Linked DNA regions of Mus musculus: all the other regions are linked to region 4. Evidence: chromatin loops called from intact Hi-C (ENCODE). Cell type or tissue: left cerebral cortex. All regions are shown on one strand.

What was found. Peaks named below come from ENCODE experiments on the same cell type or tissue, not always from the same donor. Only the 100,000 strongest peaks of a DNase experiment are listed, where the experiment ranks them.
Region 1: a loop joins it to region 4, with 2.8 times the contacts of the local background. A loop is called at or near these places in 7 of 42 quality-filtered maps.
Region 2: it touches region 4 in a loop (2.7-fold over the local background); 10 of 42 quality-filtered maps call a loop at or near these places.
Region 3: it touches region 4 in a loop (7-fold over the local background); 16 of 42 quality-filtered maps call a loop at or near these places.
Region 5: it touches region 4 in a loop (2.3-fold over the local background); 14 of 42 quality-filtered maps call a loop at or near these places.
Region 6: it touches region 4 in a loop (2.6-fold over the local background); 13 of 42 quality-filtered maps call a loop at or near these places.

What each region holds. Positions count from the first base shown.
Region 1 is chr12:80,339,412-80,343,411 of GRCm38, reverse strand. Dcaf5 (DDB1 and CUL4 associated factor 5) reads left to right here. Exons shown (of 9, transcript NM_177267.5): 9 at 3,136-4,000. Among named protein-coding and RNA genes, the nearest start is that of Mir1843a, 50 kb to the left of the region's middle. In left cerebral cortex, a CTCF peak has its summit at 2,157; DNase peaks (open chromatin) are centred at 1,993, 2,278 and 3,842; H3K27ac peaks cover 1,683 bases.
Region 2 is chr12:80,387,200-80,391,199 of GRCm38, reverse strand. The region is part of intron 5 of Dcaf5 (DDB1 and CUL4 associated factor 5); the gene reads left to right. Among named protein-coding and RNA genes, the nearest start is that of Mir1843a, 2.5 kb to the left of the region's middle. In left cerebral cortex, a CTCF peak has its summit at 1,535 (motif pointing right); DNase peaks (open chromatin) are centred at 1,535, 2,112, 3,302, 3,666 and 1 more place; H3K27ac peaks cover 2,558 bases.
Region 3 is chr12:80,196,896-80,200,895 of GRCm38, reverse strand. It overlaps Actn1 (actinin, alpha 1), which reads left to right. Exons shown (of 21, transcript NM_134156.3): 4 at 1,829-1,915; 5 at 3,883-3,970. Among named protein-coding and RNA genes, the nearest start is that of Actn1, 61 kb to the left of the region's middle. In left cerebral cortex, CTCF peaks have their summits at 953 (motif pointing right), 2,200 (motif pointing left) and 3,315; DNase peaks (open chromatin) are centred at 2,182 and 3,327.
Region 4 is chr12:80,257,220-80,261,219 of GRCm38, reverse strand. Actn1 (actinin, alpha 1) reads left to right here and starts at 857. Exons shown (of 21, transcript NM_134156.3): 1 at 857-1,233. The coding sequence starts at 1,129. In left cerebral cortex, CTCF peaks have their summits at 599 and 1,655; DNase peaks (open chromatin) are centred at 1,365, 1,584, 2,423, 3,464 and 1 more place; H3K4me3 peaks cover 3,771 bases; H3K27ac peaks cover 2,329 bases.
Region 5 is chr12:80,372,155-80,376,154 of GRCm38, reverse strand. The region is part of intron 6 of Dcaf5 (DDB1 and CUL4 associated factor 5); the gene reads left to right. Among named protein-coding and RNA genes, the nearest start is that of Mir1843a, 18 kb to the left of the region's middle. In left cerebral cortex, no CTCF peak of the experiment used is centred here; a DNase peak (open chromatin) is centred at 2,483; H3K27ac peaks cover 457 bases.
Region 6 is chr12:80,364,044-80,368,043 of GRCm38, reverse strand. Dcaf5 (DDB1 and CUL4 associated factor 5) reads left to right here. Exons shown (of 9, transcript NM_177267.5): 7 at 3,974-4,000. Among named protein-coding and RNA genes, the nearest start is that of Mir1843a, 26 kb to the left of the region's middle. In left cerebral cortex, no CTCF peak of the experiment used is centred here; DNase peaks (open chromatin) are centred at 1,670, 1,892 and 2,496; H3K27ac peaks cover 2,011 bases.

The DNA.
Region 1 (4,000 bases), 82 kb before region 4:
TAAAGAAATGAACAGTTTTATAATTGTTTGAAATCGTTCTGGACCAGGATAATGGGGAGTCAGTAATTCTGATGGCCAGCTAATGCCTTTTGGTCTTAAAGCTTTCTGGCTGACAGGTTCAGCCACCAATTAAAGAGGAAGCAGCATGCCTATCAATGCTTGGCTATAGCCTGTGTCGTGTTATCACTCTCATAATATGGTTGAGAAATGGAGGCTTTCCAGGGTGAAGGGATTTGCTCAGGACTGTGGGAAATGGTGGGACATGGGCTCCTGCTGCTCTGTACTGCTCTCAACCAAACACTGACTTCTAGGGAGAAGTTTTGTTTTGCTCTGAATCTTAGAGCTACATTAGAGCCCATCTAACTCACTGCTTGGGTGGAGGAGCCACGCCTCACCCAGGGTTACCAGTTAACTAGGAGCCCACCCTCCCAAGTCTCTTGCCTCCCGATCCGGGCTTATTCTGTTGCCTCAGTCTTCAGAAATACACAGTTGAGCTTAGTCTGTTTTGGCACCTTCCAGAGTCAACGTATAACTAACTTTAAACTTAGCCGGGCGTGGTGGCGCACGCCTTTAATTCCAGCACTCGGGAGGCAGAAGCAGGCGGATTTCTAAGTTCGAGGCCAGCCTCGTCTACAGAGTGAGTTCCAGGACAGCTGGGGCTACACAGAGAAAACCTGTCTCGAAAAACCAAACCAAACCAAACAAAACAAAAAAACTTGTGATATTTATTCCTGAAGAGAAAATGTAGGGACTTTGAGATTAGAGCTAGCTAGCTTGCTCGCTCGCTCACACTCTCTCTCTCCCTCCCTTTCTTCCGGAGCTGAGGACCAAACCCAGAGTCTTGCGCTTGCTAGGCAAGTGCTCTACCACTGAGCTAAATACCCAACCTGATATTAGAACTTTAAAAATGGCTTCTCAAGGGGCTGGAGAGATGGCTCAGTGAGTAAAAGCACTGGCTGTTATTCTTGCAGAGGACCTGGGTTCAGTTCCCAGTACCCACATGGCAGCTTCTAACTTTCTGTAACTCCAGTTTCAGGGGATCTGACTACCTCTTCTGGCCTCCAAAGTGGGCAAAACACTAAAATGCATAAGATAAAATTTTAATTTTAAAAAGTGGTTTATGAGGTAGGCTATGTAAAATAAAGTTTTTAATTTTAAAAAGTGGCTTATGAAGTAGTTAGGCCATTTCTGTGAGCAGAGTGAATTTTTATGAAGGAAAAATATATTTGTTTTCATATTAGGGAATATAGCTAATAACATTTTGTTATTTTTTAACTGGGAAAATTAAGCACTTGGCTCAGAATTAAGAATGAGACCTGAAAGCATCCTAAGGAACCCTTCAACTCCCTTCCTATTCACCAAACTCTGATATCCTCAGAGTCTGTTTGCAGAGATGGTTGGCTGAAGCTTGAGCCTTGTGCTGCCTGAGTATTTTCCACGCTTGTGATTGACTGTCACAAAGAATTTAACTGTCCTTCAAACTAAACCTTTGCTTTCTGCTATTTGCTCTATGGTTATTATATGGTAGCATTTAGTTAACATATCCCACCTCTACTGACCCCCTTGGGAACATGATCTTGTGACTTAATGAGTCACAGTCTCTTAATGGGGCTTCAGGGTCAACCCTGTCCTGGCTGTAGAAAGGAAACAAACTGAAAGAATACATCTGGGTTGCTGATGTTGAGAAGTAGCCAGCCTGAGGTGTCATAAGCCTCATGTGAACTGGAAGTCTCAGAGACCACCTATCAGAGATAGCAGTAGGCCTCGGAGGTTTCCTGGGAGGTGAATTTGCTCTTAGTGCGCTTTTGAGAACGTGGATGGGGTAGGATGGGACACTGTCCTCTGAGTTAGATGTCATCTAAAGTTAGGCACCAGCCTGTCAGGCAAGAAAATGGCTGAAATTTCATTGAGGTGCCATGGCTATGGGCTGGCATAACTGATTTGCTTGGTGTTATCCTGTGGACCTGTCTGGCTGTCAGGCAGAGTTGATTGCTCTCATTTGCATCAACAGCTTAGTTATCTTAAACTTGATTTTGCATAACTTAACTCCACTGTAGAGCTCAGGTTTTGACTAAAAACACCTGAGTTTAAAACTCTAGTTTTGCTATTTCCCAGCTATGAGTATATATCCTTAACCATGGGGGACCTGGTAAGGGATGGAGTTATAGTCACCCTCCAGGGGCAGTGCGCCTCATCTCTTCCTGAAGCTATGAGAATTACCCTTGAAGCAAGCCAGCAACTAACTCTCTGGTTAAGAGGACCCAGTTTCCTGGGTAACTGAGGCCTGCGTGTCCAAGAGGGAGCACAGTGTAGGCAGTTGTCTATTCTTGTCAGGCACTAGTGAGTAATTCTCATTGGTTAAAAATAGAATTTTGTTGTTTGGAAGAAGTGTGGCTATAGACTGAAATCTTTTTAGGGTGTGTATTTGATTGGTTAGTTGGTTGGTTTTTTTAGATGGGGTCTCACAATGTAGCCCTGGAACTCAGCTATGTAGACCAGACTGGCCTTGAACTCACAGAAACTGGCCTGCCTCTGCCTTTGCCTCTGAAATGTGCCACCATGCCTGACAAGGAATATTTTCACTCTGGAAAAACTCTTCTTTGTGCAAAGCTTAAGTCTTCTGAAATTTTTAAAAGTCATCTTTTAACCATCCTCTTAGATTAAAGTTATAATTTCCAATGTACTGGAAATGAAGGGGGCAGAGACAATATGTGAGTATCCTCCACCTAAAGATATGCTTAGGTCTCTGGATCCAAGTGTAATTCTATGCTCTAAGCTGCTTTTACAAACCTCTGAAAGCTGCATTTTTTGATAAACATTTTACAAGAGTCAGTCTAATAAAGAGTTAGGTTTTTGGTTTTTGGGTTTTTTTGTTTTTTGTTTTTTTTGTTTTTGTTTTTTTAAAGACAAGTCCTGGCTATATAGCTCAAGTTGTCCTCGTGACCTCCTTTCTTACCGTCCCAAGTGCTAGTATTACAAGAGTGCCATTGTACCGTAAGGAAAATGGTTTTGAAGTTGCTTTGAGACTTTAAAATGACAGTGATCTGGGGGGAGCTCTTTACTGGTATTGATCATGGCCAACTACTGAACACTTCCCATTCAATTTGCTTGCTTTGTTTTTCATCTTCTGTGTAGATCTGGAGCCCATACAAGCAGCCAGGATGTACAGGTGACCTGGATGGTCGGATTGAAGATGACTCCCGCTGCCTCTACACCCATGAGGAGTACATTAGCCTTGTTCTGAACAGTGGAAGTGGCCTGTCCCACGACTACGCTAACCAGTCAGTCCAGGAGGACCCTCGGATGATGGCTTTCTTTGACTCCTTGGTGCGTCGTGAAATTGAGGGCTGGAGCTCAGACTCGGACAGCGACCTCAGCGAGAGCACTATCCTCCAGCTGCACGCAGGGGTCAGTGAGCGCTCAGGCTACACTGACTCGGAATCTTCAGCCTCACTGCCCCGCTCCCCACCTCCCACAGTAGACGAGTCTGCGGACAACGCCTTCCACCTGGGGCCCCTGCGCGTCACTACCACAAATGCAGTGGCGTCAACCCCAGCAACGCCAACATGTGAGGATGCGTCCTCTCGGCAGCAGCGCCTGTCTGCTCTGAGGCGTTACCAGGACAAACGCCTCTTGGCCCTGTCCAATGAGTCCGATTCTGAAGAGAATGTTTGTGAGGCTGAACTGGACACAGATCTCTTCCCTCGGCCACGGTCGCCCAGCCCTGAGGATGGGTCCAGCAGTCCCAGCAGCTCCACCAGCTCTGAGGATGAAGAGGAACTGAACCAACGCCGAGCCACCACCCGGCAGCGGAACGCCATGCGGAGGCGACAAAAGACAGCCCGGGATGAGCGGCCCACTGGTCCAGCCAAGTCCACCAACACCTACATTGGAGAGGACAATTACGACTACCCACAGATCAAGGTGGATGACCTCTCCCCCTCCCCAGACTCCTCCCCTGAGCGGAGCGCTTCCACTCTGGATGTTCAGCCAAGCCGGG
Region 2 (4,000 bases), 130 kb before region 4:
AGCCCAAGGTAGCCTCAATATCTGGCCGTCCTCCTGTGCCATCTTCCCAAGTGCTCACTACAAGAGTGGCCCCCACACTTAGCTAGCCGGTCTCTTCCCCTTCTCCTCTTTCCTACCTACTGGCACATTTGTTAAACGCCTGCTTTCTCCCCAGCGCTCTGTTCTATTCTCCATTGCTTTTCTTAATGCCGTCCTCACTCCTACAGTTTTTCTGGGTGAAATCCTGGAGCCCCGCATAGGTTTCCTTGCTCTAATCGTGCCTGGCACCTCAAGTTCCAGCAGCCTCTCCGTCATAGCTGTCACCTCCTTCCCATAGTTGCTGTCCACACTGCCTCTTTACTTGGAATTTTGTATTTAGAGCAGCAGATTCTTAAACAATTTTTGCTGTTGTCTTATAGCTCGTTGGGGTTATCTTTGTTCATATTTATATACCCAGAACATATATTGTGTATGATGCTATAAAAATTTAAATAATTTTTAATCAATAACCTATTTCACTAGATTGAAAAATAAAAGAAGAACTGCTTAAGCAGCCTGTCCTTCTGTGCAGTCTCTCTTCTTCTAGATACAACACAAGGATTTGTCCTCTTTTCTTTTGATTTATTAAAACTTTTGTTGTATACGTATGCGTATTCGTTTGCATCTGCATCATGTGTGTGCCTAGTGCCTGTAGAGACCAGAAGAGGTCATTGGATCTCCTGGAACTAGATTTACTGGTGTTATGAGCCATCATGTGGATGTTGGAAATCAAATTTAGGTCCTCCATAAAAGCAGCCTGTGGCTCTTAAGTTCTGACCCATCTCTCCATCCCCCTTTTTCTGATTTTTGTTACAGGGCCTTGTTTTGTAACACAGACTGGCCTGGAACTCATGGTGCCCCAGCCTCCCAAGTACTAGAACTACAGTTGTCCTAGTGTACACCGCTCTCCTTGTTGTTCATCTGCTCAATTCCTAGCTACCCGAGGAAACTCCCTCACTAGACCTCCCTGGCAGATCTTTAAAAGCTTGCCCCTTGTGTTCTTAGCACCTACCATGGCGTTGCCACAAAATATGTATCTAGTGAGTCAAATTTCCTCTTACTCTGAGGGGATTTTACTAAGTGACTCTGTTTTGTCCTCAGGGAAACCAGTTGCTGTCCTTTCCCAGGTGCAAGGGTCACTACCCAGAAAGAGGCATGCTAATCTGTTCTGTAGTTCTTGATTTTTTTCTGAATCTTAAAGGACCATGTTGTTTGCATCTTTAATCTCTAGTGTGTAGCATAGAACCTGGGATATTATGGGAACTTAGTAAATGTTGAGTGAATGCTTAGAACTATAGTCAAATGTAAATAGTTTGTTTTCAGTGTTCTTTTTAGGATTTGGGTGGGATTAAGACTATGTAGTCTAATCTTCTTGTCTCAGCCTCTCCAGCCAAGCAGTCCATACGTTCGAAGTGTAATAACAGGGACCTTAGTGGGAGGTACACACATTCCTGTTGGGCTTTTCATGTAAGAGACAAGGCCAGGTATTCTAGTAAAGTTGCTTTCTAGCTTTAAGGCACAAGGTGGCACTGTGAAATCAGTTTTGCTCATTGGTGGAGGACTCCAGGCTCACATGTCCTTTAGACTTCATGATTATCAAGCATCAGGTTGCTTGGTTTAAGTGCTCTAATGAAATTTGTGCCCAGAGATTGAACTGTTGGTCTAGAGCAGTGGTTCTCGACCTTCCTAATGCTGTGACCCTTTAATCCAGTTACTCATGTTGTGGTGACCTCAACCGTGATATTATTTTCATTGCTACTTCACAATTATAATTTTGCTACTGTTATGAATCGTAATGTAAATGTTTGTGGAGATGGAGGTTTACTAAAGCGTTCACAACCCACAGGTAAGAACCACAGGTCTAGAGTGAGACCTATGTATGAGCTACTGCCTTTAAGTAAATATTCTATACGCAATTTTAGCAACTTGGCTTTTCTCCAATAGTGGAAGGTGTCTGTGGTTGCCGAGAGAGGTTGGATTTTCTTTTAAGCTCACAGACCTATGGTCAGAGGACAGCACTGTGAAGTAGGTTTCTTGTCCGCTGCCTCTGTGGACTCCAGGGATCCAGCTCAGACGGTCAGGCTTACCCAGCAGTACTTTGCTCCCTTAGCCGTCTCTATAGTATCTGTCTTTTTAAAGACTTATTTTATGTGTGTGCTTTGCCTGCAAGTACCACGTGCATGGCTGGTGCTAGCTCTGGTGGAGGCCAGAAGAGGACATCAGATCCTCTGGAACTAGAGTTACCTATCCTCGTTTGTGGTATTTGTTAGCCACCTTGTGGGTATTGGAAACTGAACCCAGGCCCTCAGAGCTACATATACTCCTCAGTACCGGGCATCTCTCCAGTCCCTTCCCTGCTCTTTGTGGATTTGGGGCAGGGGGTGTTTGGTTTGGTTTTATTTGAGACAGATTTTATTTTTTTATTCACTGTAATTGAACTGTATGTAGCTCAGGCTGGCCTTGAACTTGTGATCTTCCTGCTTAATTTTTGAGTGTTAGTATTTTAGGCCTTCACCACAGTGCTTCCCTGAAGCCTCTCCCTTAAAGATAGCTTTGAACTTACTGGACAGGCAAATGTCAGGAGCTGTGTGAAACTTTTAAAGACAGGGTCTCACCTTGATGTGCAGGGTGAGGGGATACGGCGCGGGGGGGGGGGCAAGGGGGCCTGCACCTTCTCAAGAGAAGGGGAAGAGGGGATGGGGAAGGATTGTAGGAAGGGGTGACTTGGGGGGGGGCAGTGAGCAAGATGTAAAGTGAATATAAATAGATAAATAAAAGACAGACAGACAGACAGACAGACAGACAAGGTCTTCGGGCTAGAGAGATGGCTCAGCGGTTAGGAACACTGACTGCTCTTTCTGGAAGTCCTGAGTTCAATTCCCAGCAACCACATGGTGGCTCACAGCCATCTGAAATGGGATGCGATGCACTCTTCTAGTGTGTGTCTGAAGACATCTGCAGTGTACTCATATAAATAAAACAAATAAATAAATCTTTAAAAAAAAAAAAGACAGAGTCTCAATCTGTAACCTTGACTGCCCTAGAACTTACTATGTAGTCCCAGATGGCTTTAAACTAGTATAAATCTGCCTTCCTCTGCCTTTCCAGTGCTGGGATTAAAGGCATGGCACCTCACCTAGTTTAGGATTTTTAAAATTTTTATTTTTATACTCTAAGTCAAGACTTTTATAGACTGCTATCTTGATCTTTTAGATAATATATTCAAACCACTGTTTATTACTGGCTTCTGTTCCCAGCACACACATGGTGACTTACAAACCAACCATTTGTAAGTCAGTCCCAAGGGACCTGCCTCCTACCTCAGGCCACCTCTGACATTGCACACATGCACACAGACATACGAGCAGGCAAACACTCATAACTATAAAATTAATAAAAATTTAAAAATTAAAACAAAAGGATGGAAGCAAGGAAGTTTAGTTGCAAATTCTTTTGATAATCTAGTACAGCATGAAATCATTCGGGATGGTCATACAGAATTTGTTAAATATAAAAATAAGTAAAATACAAAGTGTTGCATTGCATGTAATGGTGATTTGTGTCATAAATGTGGGTGTACTGGGAAGCTGCATAAAATGCATTTATTACAAAGATATAAAAAGAATCTGGAAACCATGGCAATCACACTGTCAGCCAGAGCGACTCATTCTTGGCGAGTGGCTCCTGTATGAAGCACATCTCCTCCTGCATCATCCTGTCTCACTCGCCATACTCTGTGACCTCTTGGTCTTCTTTCATTTCAGGGGTTTTCCCCTAAAAGTTCTCAGAAGCTATCCAATTGCGAATATTGTTTTCTGATCCTTTCCTGCTTGGAATCTTCCAGCCCCTTCCCCTTTTGCTTTTTCCCCTGTTCTGTGGTCTTGTCACCTAGGGCTGTGTGTGCACCTCCTTCAGATCTCCTCCACCTTCCGAACTTCAGATCTTCCTCCCTGCTCCTGTACCATCCCTGGTGCTAGTAGCA
Region 3 (4,000 bases), 60 kb after region 4:
ATTTATTCATGTCTCTCTCGCCTGTTTACCGATGAGAGCTTAGACTCTGTGCATATCAATGTAAACCTTTTTAGCGGTACGGATGACAAAGTACTGGAGGTTGTAGATCAATGGTTCTCAACCCTCCTAATGCTGCAACCCTCTAATAGGGTTCCTCTGGTTGTGGTGACCACCCCCCCAGGCATAAAATTATTTTTGTTGCCACTTCATAGCTGTGCTTTTTGCTACTGTTATGAATTGTAAATATCTGGCATGCAGGATAGCTGATATATGACCCCTGTAAAAGAATAGTCTGACCCCTAAAGGGGTCAAGACCTATGAGCTGTTGTAGATGAAAGCTGTCTTTTACAAAGGTCATTATGAGGTGGGGCTTGGTAACACACACCTGTAATCCCAGCCTTTGGGAGGTGGAAGCAGGAGGAGCAATAGGCCAGCCTGGGTACGTGACCCCCCCCCACCCACCCCAGCTTTACAGACTCATCTAATGCCTCCCCTGTAGTAGTTCCTGCAGAGCTCGGGCTGACTGTCCTGAAGGGGAAACAGTTGTCTCCCACCACAGCTGTCTGGGACTCTGACATGAGCCTGTGGCCCGTCACTATCTGTGGCTCTGTTAACAAGTTACAACATGCTTTGTGTCCCAAGTGAACACTGGTGTTCCTTTGCCCAGCACACTAGTGTATTGTGGAGGAGAATAAGTAAGACATCCCTCAGATACTTTGTTCTTCACTGAGAGCAGCTTGCCATGGGCCTGCGGCTTACTGTCCTGTTCTGCAAACTGGTTTGGATTAAGAAGCTTCAGCTGAGCCTCACCTTTCAGCCCACAAGACTGAAACAGCTCTGTGGCTTAGGCTAAATTATAGTTTTCATTTGTTTTAAGTTGTCCTTACTTTTATTTCATATGTGTTTGCCTATATGAAGGTCTGTGCACCATGTGCTTACCTGCAGAGGCCAGAAGAGGGCGCTGGATCCCCTGGAACTGGAATTGCAGATGGTTGTGAGCTGCCTTGTGTGGATGCTGGGAACCAAACTGGGTCCTCTAGAAGAGCAGCCACTGCTCTTAACGCCTGAGCCATCTCTCTAGTCTTGATTTATATTTTTATTCTTGAAACCAAGCCTAGAAATCAAGAAAAAAAAAATGGAAAGAAAGGAAGGGAGGGAGGGAGAGAGAGAGAAAAGAAAGAAAGGAAAATGTGATAGAATTTGTTGAAAAGTGCAAGTACTAAATATGGCAGGGTGTCTGAGCTGTCATCTTGAGTGCGTTTTAAAACAAAAATCTATTTTAAAACTTAGGGCATCTTGAGGTTGACCAATCAGAGGGTTGTAAATGGCACCTCTTAAAATGGACGTGTGTAGCTTTCTTTTCCCTCCAGCTCTCTGCGGGAGTGGCTATTTTGAGAGCTGTGATTGTTCACAGACCCCATTTCATCGACCTCCCCCTCCCCACCTACGTGAGGGCTTAGAAATCCATCCCCTCCTATCCTCAGACTGGGTGACCATGGTTCCGGGTGTACAGCATCCTTCCTGATGAATACACTGTCTCAAGAGAATCACCTGTCCCTCCCTCACACCTCAAGTAACCTCTCCTGGCCAATCAAAGTGTCTGTGTGGAGCTGGGTGTGGCTTAGGAGCGGTGAGATCTGTGTGTGCTAGGTGTGATGTGTGTGAGTTTAATCCCTTGCGCAAATAAACACATGAATGAATATGTCAGTAATTTTTTTTTCCCTCCTGGAAATGGGCGGTTTGTGATGTTTGACGTCTAAGTGGCGTGACATGGCACTGTCTGGCTTGCTGCGATCCACCTAACGTGTCCTGCCACTGTTTTCTGTAGAAATTGTGGATGGGAATGTGAAGATGACCCTGGGCATGATCTGGACCATCATTCTCCGCTTTGCCATCCAGGACATCTCCGTGGAAGGTGGGTTTCTGCTTTGTTCTGTCCCTTCTCAAACTCTTCTCCCCCTGCCTTCCCTACCCTGTCTTCCTCTCTCTAGGCCCATCCAGAACTCCCTCATATGATTTCAAATAACCCCCAAAAGTATGTCAGCCCAGCGGCATTTCTGGCTTTGAGAATGCCAAGGCTGTTGTGGTTAAGTGTCTAAAAGCCTCACTTGGGCCCTTAGTGGCAAAGGATAAGAAACAGAACTTAGGAAAGTGAGGGGAGCCCCATGCCCACTGATGCGTTCATTGCTCCCCCTGGTGGCTACCTTCCAGATGTGCACAGGTTGCCCTGGTATGAGAGAGCAATCTCTCTGTATTCCTTACTCAGCCTTTTAAAAAAGCTTTGTGCCTGATATTCTGCTTATATCACATACTGTTCAGACTTTTCTATGTACATGATATATACATACAATAAAACCACACCTTTTTAAACGATGAGATTGAGATAAAATGCTTTTAAAATATACAGATTTAATTTTTTATGTGTATGGGTGTTTTTACCTGAATGTGTGCCTGCATATTGTGTGTGTGCCTTGTGCCCCAGCATCCAGAAGTGGGCATTGGATCTCCTGACACTGGGATTACAGTTTTCAGCTTCCCAGATGTGAGTGCTGGCAACCGAACATGAATCCTGTAAGAGCAACAAGCACTCTTAACCACCGAGCCATCTCTTCAGTCCCATAAAGATTTATTTTATATGTATATGTATATGCATATGCATCTGTGTGTGGTTATACAGGTGGGTGCTGGTGCCCTCAGAGGGCCAGACGCATTGGCTCCTGGAGCTGGTGTTATAGGCAATTGTGAGCTATTCTAACATGGGTGCTAAGAACCCAACTCAGGTTCCCTGCAAGGGCACTGAGCCACTTCTCTAGCCCCATGCCAACTCATAAGTAGATCTCACCATGTACCTCTGGTTAGCCTGGAAGCTGCTGTGTAGACCAGGCTCCCCTTGAACCCCAAGAGATCTACCTGCCTCTGCCTCTGCCTCTAGAGTGCTAGGATTAAAGGTGTGCCGCACACACCTGGCTCCCATGCCAATTTTATAATTGGTTGTTTGTACTTGAATCATTATAACCTTTGTGCTGATTCTTTTTTTTTTTTTTTTTTTTTTTTTTTTTTTTTTTTTTGAGACAGGGTTTCTCTGTATAGCCCTGGCTGTCCTGGAACTCACTCTGTAGACCAGGCTGGCCTCGAACTCAGAAATCCGCCTGCCTCTGCCTCCCGAGTGCTGTGATTAAAGGTGTGCGCCACCATGCCCGGTATTTGTGCTGATTCTTTAACATTATTTTAAAAGTCCATTTTATAAATTAAATATGTGAGGTCACTCGGGAACACCACTAGTAGTAAAGGCCACCACCTGCAGTTCACAGATCTGAACACACGGGGGCAGTGCAGCCTGAAGCCTTGGAGCTGGTAGTTCACCATCCCCTTGGGTGCCTGGCTTTTCAGATACCTGCCCGATCCACATACAATGACAGGGCACCAGAGCCAGATCAGTGCAGTAACAGGAAGAAGCCATGTTTCAGCCGAGCCTGGACAGGCATCCTTTCTTCCTGGTTCTCCACGCTCACCCTGTCAAGGGGCTTCTGGTCATGTAAGCTTCACGGGCGCTTACAGCTGTCCTTGGGACAGCCACCAGTTGCTGACTTACCTTATATTACAGTCATCTCTTGAATAGAAGGGAGTTAGGCAGATAGCCTCAGAAAGCTGCTGCTGCCTGGACGTTTTAGTCTATGGTGTGAGTGGCTTGCTTTTTTTTTTTTTTGTTTCTTAAATAACTTTTCCAACTTTGCCCAACAAATAGACATGGCGGCCTAGACTTCCTCCTGCCTCGTAACAATGGAATTGAGCTCTTGAGGTTCCTGTAGGGCCTCTTATGAGCAGTGTCCTCCCTCCCCTGGGTCAGCCCACCGACCTCCTTCCTCCACCCTCTTTCCACAGAGACTTCAGCTAAAGAAGGGTTACTCCTGTGGTGTCAGAGGAAGACAGCCCCATATAAAAATGTCAACATCCAAAACTTCCACATCAGGTGAGTGCTGCAGCCAGGAGGAGGCTGGCC
Region 4 (4,000 bases):
CTAGTTTCAGCAAAGTGTAGGTAGGGAAGCTGTAAAAGTGGGGAAGGAGGAAACTAGTCTCCAGAAGGTAGCTTCAGCTGTGTTAGTCCACCGGGGAATACCTGCCAAGGAACCTGGGAAGCCGGACAGCCAAGCTGCCACACAAGAAGTCCGCAGCGGGCCAGTGCACGGAACCCTAGAGAAGTACCCAAGGATCCTTGGCGAGGCGGGAAACTCAGTGGGCTGAGAAATGCCAGCTAGCCACAAATCTGGCTCTAGAAGGACAGGGATCAGCCTGGTCCCGAGGGGCGGGGCGGGAGCAGTGGTGGAATCAGGAAATTCCTTTCTACTGTGGGCCCTCCCAACCCCTTTCCAGGGTGCCGACTTGTCCCAACCTAGTTTCCCCGAGAAAGAGAAAACGAAATATGCCTTGGGTTTCCCCGCGCCCTGCTGGGGTTTGTAGCTTGCGTGGGACCGCAGGAACACCGGTGCGCCGGAGTTCTGGGCCTTCCCGCCGGCAGGGAACGGGACCAATCCTCAGCGACTCCTCGGGCTCCGGAGCACAGTGCCATTTGGTCCCCGAGCTCTGGGAGGCGTCCCCAGGCTCCACTCCGGTTCAGCTTAAGGTGGTGTCACATGAGCTGCGGGGGAGTGGGAACCCAGGGAGTGGGCGGTGGCGTGCGCGCCCGGAGGGGGCCGCCCAGTCCACCTATATGCACAGAGACCCGCCTGACGGATGCCAGGAATTCCCAATGAGAGGCGCTGGGGGGAAGTTTGGGCAACTCGGCCTGGCCAATGGAGAACCTCGGGAGGGCTCTGCCCCTTCTCCCCGCCCCCGCCCGCCTCTGCTCCCGCAGCGCGAGTGTTCACTGAGAGCAGTGTGCGTGGAGATTAGGTCCGAGCGCGCGCCCCAGGAAGGCAGTCCGCGAGCTCCAGCCGCCGCCGGCAGCAGCAGCCTCTGCGAACAGAGCCGCGGCGGAAGCGGGCGCAGGGGAGCGAGCCCGGCCCCGCCAGCCCAGCCCAGCCCAGCCCGGCCCAGCCCAGCCCAGCCCAGCCCTGCCGACACCCTCCCCACACCCGGGCAGCAGCCGCCGTCGCCTGGAGAGAAGGTGGAGGAAGAAATCCAGCTCCTAGCACGCACGCACCATCATGGACCATTATGATTCCCAGCAGACCAACGACTACATGCAGCCTGAAGAGGACTGGGATCGGGACCTGCTCCTGGATCCGGCCTGGGAGAAGCAGCAGAGGAAGGTTAGCAGCCACCCCCACCCGCTACAGCCCTGAGCCCTGATCCGCTCTGGCCGCTGCACTCCTGGGCTCCGGGTTGGAAACCAATTCCCGGCGCGCAAGAGCGGAGGCGGGGACATCGCGGCCACTGCGAGGTGGGGTATTGAGTTACAGGCACCGGGCGGGAGAGCGGAGCACCCCTGCCCTGGAGCCCGCGAACAGTTCGCCGCGGCGCGGGGAGGTGGCGCCGCCGGAGGGCAAATCGCCTCAGAGCGGGTGGTCCGGGCCACCCCGGTGCAGCCGAAACTGTCTCCCCGTGGGCAAGGCGCGGGGGCGATGCTCCAGAGGCTGGGGCTGAGACTTAGGCTCCATGGCTGCTTACTCGGGATCGATTTTCTCCTTCCTTCTTTTTCCTGGCGCCTCCATATGGCGTGCGGTGGCAGCACGCTTCCTGGGCCGCCCCTGGGGCTCTGTACCATAGGGGCAAGCTGCCCCGACTACTGCGCCCCGAGCTGGGTCTGCAGACAGTGGGCAGAGCCGGTGTCGGAGGGTTTGGCGACCTCCTCGGGATCTACCTGGAAGTGGACGTTCCGGAGTGCGGCTGGAGCTGAGAATCGGGGGTCGTTCGCGGGCTCCTCAGGGCCTTGTGGGGGCGGGGTCAGGACGGTGAACGGTTTTATTGCTAACTCAGTGAACTGGTGGCTGCAAACCCTCACATCTGTGTTCTGCCCGGTTCTTTTGCTGGCGAAACGCGAGTTTGAGTAGCTTGGCTCTAGTTGGGCTCCTGGTGGAGAGACAGTCTCAGGAGATATTTGGGGTTGTTCTCCGAGGATCCACGGCCCTGTATCCTAGTCGCCATCAGCAAGGTTCGGGATATGCTGCCCCGTCTGAGCTGAGAAATTGGCGATGGGTCCGGAGCGTAATGGCTATAGGCAGGAAGAGGTCAGAAACCTCTCTTGCTTGGGGAGGGGGAGACATTAACCCTGTCACGGCTTCCTGCCTGAGCAGAGAGCGCGTTCCTTAGGCGGCCACGTACCCTGACCCCCCAACACCCAACTCCCGTTCAGTCCCCCCCCCCCCACTTCGTGATCTGGGAATGGGGGGGGGGGTGTACAGGATGGCGCGTCCCTCTGGATAGTGCGGTTAGGGCTGGGCTTGAGGGAGAATGCTCATGTCCAAAAATGGTAACATTCATTCCCTTTTTTAAACTTAAAAGGGGGGGAGTTTAGTGAGCCGGCTGAAGGTTTTTTTTTTCCCCCAGCTAAAGGCATCCTGTATTAGCTCACTCAGGAATCCTAAGCCCTGAAACGGTGCCCTTTTGCTCACTTCATCAGACCAGCAGAGGTAATTTAAAACACACCACAATGGGCTTCCTTAAACAGGCAACCTGGGGCCCTGCCCCTGTCTCTTACTGCAACAGCAACTTAAGAGCGTCTCTTGGCTTTGAACTGACTTCTTTGTAATGTATTAGTAGCTTACAGACACCGCCCTCTTCCTGTCAGCCCCCCCCCCCCTTTTCTGGAAGGACTGAGGGCTGAGGGTCTTTCCCCCTTCTTCACTCTCGAATTTATTTCCTGGGACTGTTGATGGAAGAGAAAACTGAGTGAGAAGTTTGGAGATTTCCAGGGAGGACGAGAGATGCCCTCCTTCCCCTGCTTCTTTCTGTCAAAAAAAAAAAAGTTTCTTAAAGTGACTTTTTTTTTTTTAAAGTGTGCATTGATGTTTTGCCAGCATGTATGTCCCTGTGAGGGTGTCAGATCTTCTGGAACTGGAGTTACAGGCAGTTATGAGTTGCTACGTGGGTACTGAGAATTGAACCTGGGTCCCTGGAAAGCGCAGCTGATGCTCTTAACGGATGAGCCATTTCTCCAGAGTTTTAAAAAAAAATCTTTCTTAAGAAGGGGTTAGGATTAGAATGGTGGAAATCTTAGGCTCTTCTATGGAGAATAGAAGTCCCTTCCAGGAGTCCACCTTTGTGCTGGAAGAGACAGGAGTGATGGAGTTGTTGAAGATACTGAGCCTTGGGCCGATATGCTCACTCAGTATTAAAGAATGAATGGCTGGACAAACATATTCAATAGAGTTGGAGAGAAAATGATAGCCTCCCAGAACACAAACTTGGTAGGAACAGACGCCGGGGGAATTTGGTCATCATCTCCGGGCATATGTAATATATGTAGGCTGATGTTGGCTAATGTGGGCAGCATGGTACCCATTTTATCTTGGAGATCCCAGCAGCCCTGTGAGCTAGACACATGTGAGGATGAGTAGGCCGGTTAAGAGAGAAGTAGCCTGGGCCGAGGGCGGGTGTACAGCGCACTGGAAGCAGCTGGAGGAAGGATAGAGAACTAAGTCTGGCATCCCAAGCCAGTAGGTTTTGGGATAATCAGGGAATCTACATTAGCTTAGGTTAATAGTGGCAGCCTGGCAGAAGGCCCTCTGTTTTTGACTGGAAAACCTGGTTCAAGATTGTGGCCATTGGCCGTTCATTCTCAGTTGCCTTCTGTGAGCATACGTTTCCTCACCTGAGTAGTGCTTAGCAGAATGATAGGACATTTCTTAAGGTGTAAAGCCAGCACCACGTAGGGTTTGCTGTTCTTCCTACCGAGTAGGGTGGGTGTTATATGGGACCACCGCCTATGAGTGAACAGGGCCAGAGGAGGCAGAGGAGAATTGAGGTGACACGGTGCGGTGGGAGCCATGAGAGGCAGAGGACAGCCTGATTTTAGCCCCGGTGCAGCATAGCTGTTTGCGAGACTGTGGGCAAGTCACTTCCTTCTCTCTCCTCTCT
Region 5 (4,000 bases), 110 kb before region 4:
TGAAGATACAGCTGGTTTCACCTTACAGATTAGTATACAATGATAGAAACATTGATTGTCTTTGATTTCATCAATTATTTGACTAAGTTATTATTACTTTTATCCTAGTGGGAGAGTCTGTAGGCGTTATAGTCTCTGTGGTTGCAGTAAAAAGTTTTTCTTGGATGAAAGAGGATGTAAGTTACTGCCTCTGGCCTTGAGTCAGCCTTCAGGCTGCTCATAGCCCCCTTTCAGATTATCCGAGATATCTAACCTAGTGGATTAGGAACTAGATTTATGTTTGACTTTTTTTTTTTTCAGTCCTCAAGGGCTAGGAAGAGAGCTAACTCATCACTGCCTTGTCTCAAGGCCTAGAATGTCGTAAGAGTACTCTAAGGATCTGTTGAAGTGACTCTTGAGTACTTTGGTCGGTGTATAATATTAGCTTTCTGGACAGAAGCTTCTATAACTATAAATCAGGATTGATAATAGTTTTTTTTTTCCTGCTCAACTTTTAGAGAGGCTTTGATAGGATAAATTAAGTAATGGATCTGTACCAGGCAGTGGTAGCGCATGACTTTAATCCTAGCTTTTGGGAGGCAGAGGCAGGCGGTTCTCCTGAGTTTGAGGCCAGCCTGGTCTACAGAACAAGTTCCAAGATAGCCAAAAAAAAAAAAAAAAAGCTATGGATTTATAGTAAAACTAGTCAATTAAGCTTATAATTGTAAGTGTGCAAACAGTTTAAGTGCCAAACAGACTTACTGTCCTAGTCATAGAAAATATTTTTTAAAGGTGATTCGATTCGTTCATAGGCTCTGACTTTCCATAGCCAAGGTTAATGCCGCATTGGCCAGTTCACAGTGATCTATATTCTGGCAGCTTTTTAGACTAGTTCAGACAGGATCTTTTGGCTGCCCTTTTGTTTGTTTTGTTTTGAGACAGTATTTCTCTGTATAACCACCCTGGCTGTCCTGGAACTTGCTTTATAGACCAGGCTGGCTTTGAACTCACAGAGATCTGCCTGCCTCTGCCTCCTGAGTGCTGGATTAATGGCTCCACCATGCCTGGCCTTTTTTGCTGCTTTTAAGTTATTTGTTTGGGGCAGGGTCTCAACTCATTGCCCACTCGGGCTTAAACTTGCAATCATAATGTCTCAGCCTTGTAAGTGGCAGGGTCACAGCAGCTGACACTTAGTTGGTCTTTATCTCTGACATCATTCCTGTGTCTGTACTCCAAGAACTCCTGCAGCCTGGGACTCTGTGCTGTGCAGTCTTCCTTGAGTCATAGGCTAGGTAACGGGAGAGGAATTTGGGGATTTCCATAATAGGAATGAATGACCATGTATGACCCCACCTATCTAGACAGCCTTCTAGCTTTTAATTACAAAGTGATTAGTCAGACCCCATCTATAGATCTAGCTATTGTGCCAGAGGGCCTGCACTTATTTTTATTTTTAATTTTTACTATCCAAGGTTCACTAGATAGTTCATTGGCCTCAAAATTAAATTAATGTTTTGATAAATTATACTCAAGGAATAAAATATGAAATAATGAAGAGCCCACCTGTGCCTTCTAAGTTCTAACCACAAAGCTATCCAAGATCATTTGAACCAACTCTTCCTTTTGAGAAATCTGAGGTTCAGAAAGGTAAGGTGACCAGATTATTGCTACATGTGTGTTTATAGCTAAGCAAGGACTACAACTCAGACTCAAAAATAAGTGAATTTGTCTGGCATATACAAAAAGGAAACTGCATTTAACTGGAAAGCCTGACTTCTGGCAATGTGGGATGGCTTCCACTCAGTTTCAGCCCATCACTGCCATGATAGCCGATGCGTTGCCAAGGATCTGACCTAACAAGTAGGTAGATTTTCTTGATTTTAATTACAGTGGCAAATTGATACTAATGGTAGAAATAGAGTGAATCTGTGAACTATCTGTATTCTGACATAGGCCTTCATGAGACCCCTGTCTGACTCCTCAGAGTTGTTTATCTCACGTGTGGTTCCATGGTCTGGCTGGTTAGTGGATGTGTGAGAACAGCCTTCCCTGCTTTATGCCTTTTAAAGCAATGCAGCAGGTGTTGGGGAGCATTTACTGTGCTCCAGGGGCTTTGGTGGGCCAGTCCCCGGCTTGATTTTCATTCACAGCCTCTGTATAGTCCGCCTTCCATGCTTTAGGCTGCCAGTGCATTGGTTGGTTGATCTCTAGTATATTTGAATTATCCAAATTTAACCATCTTCACCACTAGATTAAATGACAGTAACATTTAGACAGCTGGATATCAATAGTAACAAAAGGTTTGAATTTGTTCTTTTTCTTCTTGAGACACAGTCTCACTATGTGGCCCAAGCCGACCGTGAACTTTGGGCCTAAACTAATCCTCCAACTTGAGCTTCCTCCCTTGAGCATCAAGAGCTACAGGCATGGGCAGCTGTCCATCTGTGGACTTGATTTTCAGGAAGTACACCCTCTAGTCCCAGAGTCAGCATTCCTCCCCCAGAAGCCACCTGCGCTCAAATTCTCTCTCTGCTTTCACTTATCCTTACATTTTGTTTTTTATTGCTAAAGCTGGACTGGCTACATTCTGTCTTCTAAGCTTTACAGCCCCATGTACAGCCAGGTAGGCAAGCAAAGCTCTTAACAGGTTAAAGAGAATGCTAGTGTTCCACCTGCTGGCTTTCTGTACACACTAAGAAAGCAGCAGTTGCCTTTTATTCCTTCCTTCACGATTCCTTAAGTGTTTCTTGTCCCAGGCTGGGTCCAGCGGGATGCTCAGACTTCTGAAAAAGCAGTTTTTCATGCAAGCAGCTTGTATATCTAGAAATGGACGTGCTGATTATTTTAAAATCTTCCCTTTTCTAGTCTCAATTAATGCAAGGCCTGCTTGTCTCTATATCTTGCTGAAAAAGGAATAGAGAAGGAAAGGAAAATATGACCAAGTGTAGTTGAAAAGGTGAGCCACTGGGTGACAGAGCATTGGGCTCTCTTTCTTGGGGATTTGACAGTTGGCAAGGGCCCCCAAAATCATGCTAATGAAATCATTTGGCCCTCCTCCAAAGAGCTGTCTTGTGAATGAATCCATGAATCTAACAAAGTGTCCTTAAAGATGTGGCCTGGGGCTGGCGAGATGGCTCAGTGGTTAAGAGCGCCGACTGCTTTTCCGAAGGTCCCGAGTTCAAATCCCAGCAACCACATGGTGGCTCACAACCATCCGTAACGAAATCTGATACCCTCTTCTGGAGTATCTGAGGACAGCTACAATGTACTTACATATAATAAATAAATAAATCTTTAAAAAAAAAAAAAAAAGATGTGGCCTGGCCTTAGACATGATGTCACTGCTCACGTCTCTCTGTCGATGCTATGTGTATGTGTAGGATGAGGGGCAAGAATGTAGTATAGATTTAATGCTAGTAAATTTACTGATTAAAGATGGTGATGGCACATGCCTTTAACCCAGCACTAAGGAGGCAGAGGCAGTCAGCTCTCTGTTCCAGGCCAACCTGGTCTACAGAGTGAGCTCCAGGACAGACAGAAAAGGGGGTGGGGCTCTTTAACTACTCTTCCAAAGATCCTGAGTTCAATTCCCAGCAACCATATGGTGACTCACAGCCATCTATAATGGAATCCAATGCCCTCTTCTGGTGTGTCTGAAGACAGCTGCAGTGTACTCACATACTTAAAGTAAATAAATCTTTAAAGGAGGAAGAGGAAGAGGAGGAGGAAGACTACTACATGACAACAGCAGGAGAACTGCCCTGTCACACTATAGCTCTACTTTCTATGACTGTCACCCCTGGACTCCACATATGATATGTTCTTTTTCATATGAGATAAAAATATACTTTTTCTATAGGAAGATATAACTCTTGGATTCCATCCTTTGATTTGTTTTATGGCTTTTGGCCAATTTTTTTTTCCACTTCCTTGCTCATTTTCTTCTCTTGCATTTGAGTCCACATAGTGACCTTTAGGTACAGTTGGTTTCATTCCCCTTAAAGGTGAGGCCCAGAGTGAT
Region 6 (4,000 bases), 110 kb before region 4:
TTCTATTCTACCTTATAAGGTAAAGGCTCCTAAGAACTGAGATTTGAGGGGAGGGGGGTTGTTTGCTTTGAGAAAGGGTCTCTCTATGTAGCCCAGGCTGGCCTCAAACTCACAGAGATCTGCTACCTCTGCCTCCTGATTTCTGGGATTAAATGGACCCAGTTTCAACACCCCCAATACACACACCATCTGGGACCCATGCAGAACACTGGATCATGGTGGCCCAGTCTTGTAATCCCAGTGATTAGGAAAGAAAGAGAAACCAATACAGACAGACAGACAGACAGACAGAGAGAGATTACACCTCTGCTTTATGAAGTTCAGCTTTATGGTTTAGTACAAGTGATTATGAATGTTAATGAGAGCATGGACTGTAGATTTCTCTTGGGAGTGATTGGCATTAGAGCTCTTCTGTCTCTGTTTCTACAGCAGAAATCTTTCAGAGAGCACACCAGGACTTCAGTGCCGTGAGCACTGACCATTGCCAGGCCTCACTAAGTCTGATGTTTCATCCAGCCCAGACCTAGGAGGCAACCTTAGGAAAGGAAGCTCTACTCCCAGTGGTGAGGTTAAATGTGTCACTACCTCAGGGCCCACTTGAGATAATCTTCTACACACATTGAAAAAAGTGGAGCCTAATGACAAAGGCCTGTGGTGGCAAGTTCAAGGTCAGACCGGCAAGCTAGTAAGACACAGTCTCAGAACAAGTTTTAAAAGGTCAGGAGGAAGGCCCCTTGGTCTTGCAAACTTTATATGCCTCAGAACAGGGGAACGCCAGGGCCAAGAAGTTGGGGCGGGGAGGGCATGGGGGACTTTTGGGATAGCATTGGAAATGTAAATGAAGAAAATACCTAATAAATTTTTTAAAAAATGGAAAAAAAAGAAAAGGTCAGGAGGAGTACAGTTGAGGGGGTTTCCTGCCCAGCATGAGTGGAGCCTCAGGCTCATTGGCTACCTAATTTGTTATGCTTTTTACTTTGTTTTGTGATGTGCTGTGACTTTGTAGTCCAGGCTGTCCTAGAACTCTTTATAGTTTAAGCTAGGCTCTTCCTCACTTGGCCTCTTGCCTCAAAGCCGTCTGAATACTTGGATTACAGGTTTCAGCCATTACACAGAGTTTGCTGCTTTATATTTTAAATATCCCAGAATTCTCTGTCCCTTTTTGGAATAGTCTTCTCCCAGATAACCACATAATTTGCTCCCTCATTTCCTTCAGGGCTTTGCTCACAGTGCCATTTTATCAGAGAAGTCTTCTGTGGCCACCTTACATAAATGGAAACCACCTACCCCGGCTACCTCAGCTTCTTATCTAGATGGTTCCCTGTTCTTTTAATGCTTGCCCCCACTGGGAACGTCACGTATATATTTCTTGTTTCTTGTTCCTAACATTGTTCCCCTTTCCCACATTATATGTGTATAATTTTACCCGACTCAATAAAAGATGATTGTCCCGTGAGAGCAGAGACAGCGTTGCTTTCTCTTCGCCATTTCTCTTTCCTTCCCTAGAATAGTGCTCAATACATAGTAGACACTCAATAAATATTTGTTTAAAGAATAAAAGAATGAACTCATTTTATTTTCAGGCTCTCACAGTTAACAGTATCCCAGGCAGCCAACTGTTAATGTTGGCAAGAATCCAACAGCCAACCACTAAATGCCATAACTGAATTCTTCAGGGCAGCTTGTAATTCCAGTGTTGGTGTGAGCACTTACAGAGTCTGGCTAGATGTCAGTGGGTGGAGACACCCCACCCCCACCACCCCGGAAATGATCAGTCCTGGTAGATGGAAGAGTTTTAAGGAGAAGAACTATCAGAACTTGCTTTACCCCCAAAAGCATTGAAAGCATTCCAAGCATTTTCTGTGTGTTTGAGGAGCTATATCAGAACCAGCAGACTTAACTCTGGGAATGTTTTCTTCCTTCTAAGGCTGTCTTCTGAGTCAGCGTTCTGTCTGGACAGCTGGCCCCTTTAACGGTCCTGGGCTCTGCCCCAGTGAGTACTAAGCAATTAGGAAAATACTGATCTTTCAGTAAAGTAAGACTTCTGATGAGTATAGCCTTGTGGTATTGTTTTTAGTATGCATTTTTTGTTTATTTCGGTTGGTGAGGTTCAGAGAGGGAGGGAAGCAGGAATTTGATGTTAGGTTCATGGCTTCTTTTAAAGAAAACAAGAAAGAATGAGGTATGGACTAGCGAGTTTTGTTCTATGCATGCATGCATGCATGCATAAATACATACATGCATACATGCGTGTAATTAGTAGATGATTCTTTTGTGTTCTGGCTCCCTCCCTCTGCCGTACTAGAGGTTCAGTTTTCAGATGTAGCTAATTCTTTGGAAATGCAGTTCGCAGCAGAGCAGGGTAGTGTGGAAGACAAGGACTGCCTATGGCTACCAGCCCTTGAGTTTGCCCTTGAGAGGGGAGCCATAGAGCACAGACATCCTCATTCTTATGTCAGGACAGGAAGCTGGGCTGCTCACAGGCCCACTCACAGCAGTCTTTGGTTGTGGGCTGTTCCTGTGCAGCATTCACTTCTTGGAGCAACTTGCAAACATGCTCTGGAGAGGGAGAGCCTTTGTCAGAGATAGGGAGGCTAGCAGTAGGCAGCCAGGCAGAAGGTGGCCCAAGGGCGGGGAGCTACAGCGTCTGTCAACATCTGGAAATAAGTGTGTGCTCAAGGTGCTGTTTGTCACTGTTTGCTCATAACACAATGTATTTGTGAGTCTAATTAGTTAGGTTAGACCTAGCAATAATGATTTGAAGCTGCCACATAGAAAGACATCACTTACGTCCTTGTCATGGTTGGGTTGGAGGTAGCCTGCTGCTCCAGGATGTTAGGGAGATACAGAGAACCTTAGGATACTTGACCTCAAAGATCTCTATGAAGGGCCTAAGTTTTATTTTCTACACTTTTAAAAATTGTGACACAGCCGGGCGTGCACTTGAGAGGCAGAGGCAGGCGGATTTCTGAGTTCGAGGCCAGCCTGGTCTACAGAGTGAGTTCCAGGACAGCCAGGGCTACACAGAGAAACCCTGTCTCGAAAACCCTAAAAAAAAAAAAAAAATTGTGACACAAATATTATCTGAGATTTTTCCATGTAAAAGTACTAGGTTTTGATCTGGGTGTATATGTACATGCCTATAATCTTCATACCCAGGAAGGTGAGACAGGAGAATTAACAAGATTAAGATTAAGTCCAGCCTTGGCTACTTAGCAATACCCAGTTTCACACACACACACACACACACACACAGAGTACACTTTAGGAGCTGAGGTATAATTCAATAGCATGGTGTTTCACATGTATAAGGCCCTGGGCTCAATTCTCACTGTCCCTCAAACCTTTAATTTAAAGATGTACAGTTGTGGGGGCTGTTGAGATGGCTCAGAAAGTAAAGGTGTTTGCTGCCAAACCTGATGACCTGAGCTGTCCTCCTCAGGACCCACATAGTAGAAGGAGAGAGCAAACTGGGCAGTGGTGGCACATTCCTTTAATCCCGGCAGAGGCAGGCAGATTTCTGAGTTCCAGGACAGCCAGGACTACACAGAGAAACCCTATTGGGGGGGGGGGGGGGAGAGAAAAAAAAAAGAGAAGGAGGGAACAAATAACCGCAAGTTGCCTTCAGACCTCCATACAAGTGCATGGTATGCATGTACAAAAATAAAATAAATGAAAAGGTTAAAAAAAAAAACACCTTTTAATGTACAGAAAGGGAGGAAGAGAGGCACAGAAACGGTGATGCCACAAATGATGGAGCCTTGATGCACGATCTATTCTTCCCCCATTCCCCTCCACTGTGGGATCAGGGATCACAGGTTTCCGGCTCACATAGCGATTGCTTTTGCTCACTCAGCCATCTCCATGGCCCTGGTTCGTTTTTTAAATATTCTCTCTACAGAATGATATATGTAATTGGATATGTCTTTCCAATTATAAAATAACATATAAAATGTCTCTTTTGTTCCAACAGTACATCCTTTCAGGCTCCGATGACTTC